Regions from separate parts of the Homo sapiens genome. Here region 2 is linked to region 1. The links are chromatin loops, found by intact Hi-C in ENCODE. Cell type or tissue: mesothelial cell of epicardium. All regions are shown on one strand. Links, peaks and the distances in the headings refer to the core of each region. The heading gives the core; the rest is flanking DNA. Region 1 has its middle 160 kb from the start of CDC7. Region 2 has its middle 110 kb from the start of CDC7.

Region 1 (2,918 bases), core at 150-2,649:
GGGAATGGTGATAAAGAGTTAGGGACTGCAGACTTGCATCCTGGACCTATTGCTAATTTTCTGTATTGCTTAGTTAAGTCTAGGTGATCACTAAGGCTCTGACATGTTATGGTTCTCTAATTTACGGAGCATATTCAATGTGACAATAACAAGAAGTACCATGCAGAGAATAAAGAAACAAGATAATGTCCTATGTATGGTGCAAAAAGAATGGGCTTTGAAAGCAGCTTAACTCATTTGGATCCACATGTATTAACCACGTATTATTGGATAACTTCTTCAAGGCCTTATTAGTCTCGGCTTCTTCACTGATAAAAATAGGTATAATGCTAAATAGCACAGAGTGACCAGAAAAATTGACTGAGATGTGTAATAAAACCAAGCCCAGTGTTTGGCGCATATTAGCAGCTCAAAAAATGTTATTTTAAATCTTCTGTCTGGGGAACACGACTGATAATACTCATTATAAAGGCATGTGAAAACATCTAAGGAGAGGATGAAAGGGTTCATTAATCACAGATCTGTGTGACATACCTACTAAGTGCCAGGCACTGCTCTAAGTGCTGGGGATGGACTGATGAGCATGACACACACCCTGTTTCTTTTGGAGCTTGCATTCTGGATAGGGATGTAGCAGGACGAGCTGCAGACAAAACTCCTCAGACACCGAGTTAAAGAAGGAAGGGGTTTATTCAGCCGGGGGCATCGGCAAGACTCCTGTCTCAAGAGCCGAGCCCCCCGAATGAGCAATTCCTGTCCCTTTTAAGGGCTCACAACTCTAAGGGGGTGCGCGTGAGAGGGTCGTGATTGATTGAGCAAGCAGGGGGTATGTGACTGGGGGCTGCATGCACCGGTAATTATATCGGAACAAAACAGGATAGGGATTTTCACAGTGCTTTTCTATACAATGTCTGTATCTATGGATAACATAACCGATTAGGTCAGGGGTCGATCTTTGACTACCAGGCCCAGGGTGTGGCACCAGGCTGTCTGCTTGTGGATTTCATTTCTGCCTTTTAGTTTTTACTTCTTCTTTCTTTGGAGGCAGAAACTGGGCATAAGACAGTATGAGGGGTGGTCTCCTCCCTTATTTCCCCACTTTGAGATTCTCACTCAATAGTGGGAGTTCTCACTTTTATTTTTACTACCGATGTTTTCTTGCAAGACAGATCGATAGTGATTTATATAGTACACTTGTGCTGAAGCATTTTGGTGAACTAAGGTAACGATGAAGTTTTTATCATTTGAAGAAGTACAGGTAGCAAACAAGGGAGCAGTAAGCAGGTTCCTATTACTATTATAACTCTTATTATAAGAGTTTTACATCTTTCTAGTGCTGGGAACCATTTTCTAAACATGGCCCCAGGATCAAATCCATGCCACACTTGCACAGGCATATGTGCCAGTTTTGTCATATCTCTAACTATGTCTTTAACTACTTGCCCTTGATTATCTATGTGTAGGCAGCAATTAGTAAGGTTAAATTTCCTACAGACCTCTCTTTCAGCTGCTAGCAAGTAGTCGAGAGCTAATCTATTTTGATAGATAGCATTTCTCTTCTGAGTTTCTTGCCGGTCCAGAATAGTCAAGGCTCTGCCGGTTTTATTAGTGATTATTTTTAAGATAGCTTGTAACAATATGATTCGGTTGATCATGTAAATGGGGGTCCGGTATCCCCACGAGCTGTCTTGTGCTTAAGTAGCAGGCCTATAATATTGTATGATTCTCTCAGGGGGCCATTTATTATTTTTAAAATTTTCTATAGCTATGCTTCTCTTTTCATGGGAAGCATAGACAGGGAAGCCCAGGAGTTCACCTGTTTTTATGGGCAGTAGGAAGAAAGATGGTTTAATAGTGCCAATAACACAACTACCTGCCCACTGGTCAGGTAATTTGGTGTAAGCTCTATGCCCACATATCCAGTATAATCCAGTGGGGGCTGTCCAGTCCCGGTGGGACTCCGGGTGGGTCCACACGGTTTGCAACTTTGGGAATTTACTAAATGGATTTCTCTCTGTGTGATTTGAACTCCACCAAGTGACTGTTTTTGTGGTACCATTCTACAGTTTCTGTCTCAGACAACTAAGTCGTCCTACGGGGTGAGTGAATTCTTTTCCTTCTCTAGCTATGCAATATTGTCTAATAATTGAGGCTTTTAGGACCCAGAAATTATCAGGGTGATTCTTTTGAGCCGGGAATTCACCAGAAACTGGGTCTGTAGGTACTAATTCTCAGGCTTCCCCTGGCCATTGATCTCCTATTACAGTTCCTCCACATACGTACCATGAACTGATATTGAGAGACTGTGTTATATGCTCGGCTAATTGCAAAAACAAATTTCTTGTTTTTCCTGGAATTTCTGGTGCTGGCACATTTAGTTCATCATAGAAAGTTTGAAACACTGGCTCAGGAGAGCATTTGTAAACCTCTCCTCGAACCAAGATATTTACTCGAGGATCCAGTCCGGCCCCATCGATTCTTAAGGTCACACGCTCCTCTTTTTTTCTAGCAAGGATCAAGGGGATTGGTTATTGCTAGCTCTAAGGGGTTACATTGTCCTTTAGTACAGGAAGGGCCATTTTTTCCTTTCTGAAGGTGGACTGGATCTTTTTTATTTTTTTAATCCAAGTGGCCTAAATGACACAAGACCAGTATTTACATTTATTTCTACACAGTCCTAATTTATGGCAGATGTACTTATTTTCTGCCATATAGCCTCTTTTCTAATTAAGAGAACACACCTTGTTTCTAACTTATTACCATTAATGACAGCACAGGCATCAAATTTTAAGGTGACTTGTTTGGGCACCCCTTTTTCTTCTGTTTGGCTGACAATTTACTCATATCGTTTATGAGCCTCCACCAGTCCTCAGTCCTTAATCTTATTTTAAAAACTGTGGTTATGGGAGGATCAGATG
Region 2 (2,918 bases), core at 103-2,602, 52 kb before region 1:
TGCCCCACTGTCTGGTTCTGTGAAAGAGCGAAAAAAGTCAGGATGAATGAACCAGTGCATGAACAAATACATCATAGCCTTCCTTCCTCCGCAAAGGTAGAATCTTGGCAGTAGCCATCTGCCAGGGCAAGGAATGGCCTGAGAGGGTTAGGGGAGAGGCAGAGATGTCTAGGAAGTCATGAGGCTGCCACACAGTAGGAAGAGGAAGGCCTTCCATCTGCGGCTCCAGCCACAATTCAGGAGATCCCTGAGCTCCACCCATGGAAGCTTGGACAAGCCACATCTCTGTTCCTAATATGTTCCTACATATGTTCTCTAATCTCTAATATGGGAAGAATAGTCACAGCTTCCCTGCTTCCTCTGTGAGATAACACAGTCTTAACTGTTTTCACTGAAAAGTTGTCAGTGCACCCACAACTCCACCCTCCCTACTGACTCTGGGGCTGGCGAGCAGCCTTTCCCAATGTAATTATGGTTTCAGAACTTGATTTGATCCGTGTAATAAGCAAAACCATGTAATGAAAAGCCATGTTAAATGGAAATCCCATCCGAGTATTTTTGTGCTGGATCTTAGGAAGAACTCAAAGTGGGACACGTGAGGAGAGGACTGTGCTGATGAGAGCAAAGGAGAGAGCTGGGGTCTTGGAATAGGAAAAGGCCCATAGGTACTAGGAAGCTAATGAGTAACTAGCCATGGGCTACTGTGGTAAGAAGGGCAAGTATTTTGGATAAAACATGGAAGGGCTTCTTAACAGAAAAGGTTTGCTGCTACCAGCTGACCATACTATAAATCTTGCATTAATGCATTCACTTACTCATAAGTATTTAACATGCCCACCCCACTACTCTTGCTCAGGGACTGGGAGAGGAGAAGTACAAAGCTGTACTTTGAAAGTACCCTAGAAAGGGAGTTTGAAGGACTTGGCCACGATCTTACAGGCCTTATATTGGACAGACAATGCAGCCTGCTAGGGGTAGCGCACACAGCCAGGCTGCCTGGGCCCAGATCTGCCGTTTATGAGCTCTGCAACCTTGGGCAAGTTGCTTAATCATGCTGCGCTTCAGTTTCCTCACTTAGAAAGTAGAGATAACAATAGTCATTTTTTCATTAGGCTGTCGTGGGGAATAAACGATTTAATACATGAAAAGTATTTATAATAGAACAGAGCCTGCCACATCATATGTGCCCAATAATGTTAGCAATTATTGTTCCCTAGAAAGGGAGTTTTCAAGGAGGTGGCATCATCATCCAACATCAGCAGATTATTCCATGCATCGCAAAGTCAAATTTAACATTTTGCTTTTTTCTATTATATATAATAAACTTATTTGCTCACTTCTAACATTTGTCATTTTCAGCCTTCATTTTACCAGCACAGACTCTAGCTCTCGGTATTTGGGCCTTAAGATCTTCACAAACAAACAAATCTTTCTGAAATAGAAAAAAAAAAAAACAGACCCAAAAATCTAACACTATAGTGACCTCCTACTAGGCTTTAAGTTTAAACGGATTAGGGCAGGAAGTTTTACGTTCCTGTCGTATTTGCTGAAGGTGTATGGCAGGGTGCGGCGCCTGTTGCAGGATTCCAGCAGGGCCTGCCCTGGCTCCCCAGGGCTTTGCAAGGAAGCTGGAGAAGTCCGCCACCTCGCTGTCACTGCACATCAGTAGACCCCTATCCCCACCCGCAAACTCAGGGCACCCACAGTCTCTCCAAGGACTGCAGTTTTGTCGCCAGATTGTGGGAACATCTGTCTTGAATCTAAAGAGACAAAACAGATGGGCTTGGTTTCGGAGTTCCGCCCACTCCCCAGTGTGCTGTTGTTAGTGACCACAGGAGTGGGAGCAGTCCAGAGAGGTTCAGCCCAGGAACTCATTAAACTAAGCTCCTCCGAAAGGCACCTTCCAGTGTGGATGGGGGCAAGGAGGGAGGAGGGCAACTGGGGCCCAGCAGAACTCCTTCCTCCCAGAGCCCTTACAAAGGCAAGGGAGGTCGGCCTGGGCCAAGCTCCCCGCCCACCCTCCCAGCTTTGCACCCCCTTCTCAGCCAGACCCACTGCCCTCTCACAATGCAGAAATGAAGATGGAAGGAAACAGGGAACATGCAACCGCCAGACTCCCTCTGGAGCCCAAGTAACTGTTCCACAGTGTGCATAAAGGGGCCAAGCTGGTGCTCCTCCGGCTTGATGGAGTTGGTCAGTAGAAACTAGGATGTCCCAACCTTGTGATCCGTGGTCCATGCAGCACATTGTAGAGACATTGGTTGACTTTTCCATGAGTTAAACCCTGTCTGGGGATGGCATCCCAGACCCAGTCCGGAATGAAGGACATGACTGAGTAATAAGGGGACTGTGTGCTTAACAGAAGACATGACTGAGTAATAAGGGGGCTGTGTGGTTAATAGAAGCCCTGTGTTGCCGAATCAGGCTCACACTGGAGCCATGCAGCACCTCACAAGGGGAGCTGAACTCCGACAAGCACCACCGCCCTGATGTGCAACTGTGTTGAACAGCCTGGCCTAGAGCAAAGTCACCAGGATCACCAAGTAAAGCTTCCCTTATTTGAAAAACTCACATATAAATATTATGACCTAGTCTGCTCACCCTCATATTTTAGAATAATATTAGGATAACAATAATAGCTGCCACTTGGGGGCTTACTATATGTCAGATAATATACCAGCCATTTTTCCAATATTATCTCATTTAGTATTCATGAAAATTCTAGCGTTTTTTTAATCCCATTGTTCAGATGGTAAAATTGAGAATTGAAGAAACTAAGTAATTTCCCCAAGATGACATATCTGGTAAAGGGCAGAGACAGGATTTTAAACCAGATCTGTTTGATGTCAAAACTCACATTCTCTCTCCCCACAAAACCCTCCACGTGCTGCACAGTGACACAGTTCAGACAAGGACTA

Evidence for each region. Peaks named below come from ENCODE experiments on the same cell type or tissue, not always from the same donor. Only the 100,000 strongest peaks of a DNase experiment are listed, where the experiment ranks them.
Region 2: it touches region 1 in a loop (30-fold over the local background); 2 of 110 quality-filtered maps call a loop at or near these places.

Annotation. Positions count from the first base shown.
Region 1 is chr1:91,661,822-91,664,739 of GRCh38, forward strand. No RefSeq gene overlaps it. Among named protein-coding and RNA genes, the nearest start is that of CDC7, 160 kb to the left of the region's middle. In mesothelial cell of epicardium, for the core only: no CTCF peak of the experiment used is centred there; no DNase peak of the experiment used is centred there.
Region 2 is chr1:91,610,010-91,612,927 of GRCh38, forward strand. No RefSeq gene overlaps it. Among named protein-coding and RNA genes, the nearest start is that of CDC7, 110 kb to the left of the region's middle. RefSeq lists enhancers at 1,231-1,732, 1,733-2,232. In mesothelial cell of epicardium, for the core only: no CTCF peak of the experiment used is centred there; a DNase peak (open chromatin) is centred at 1,635.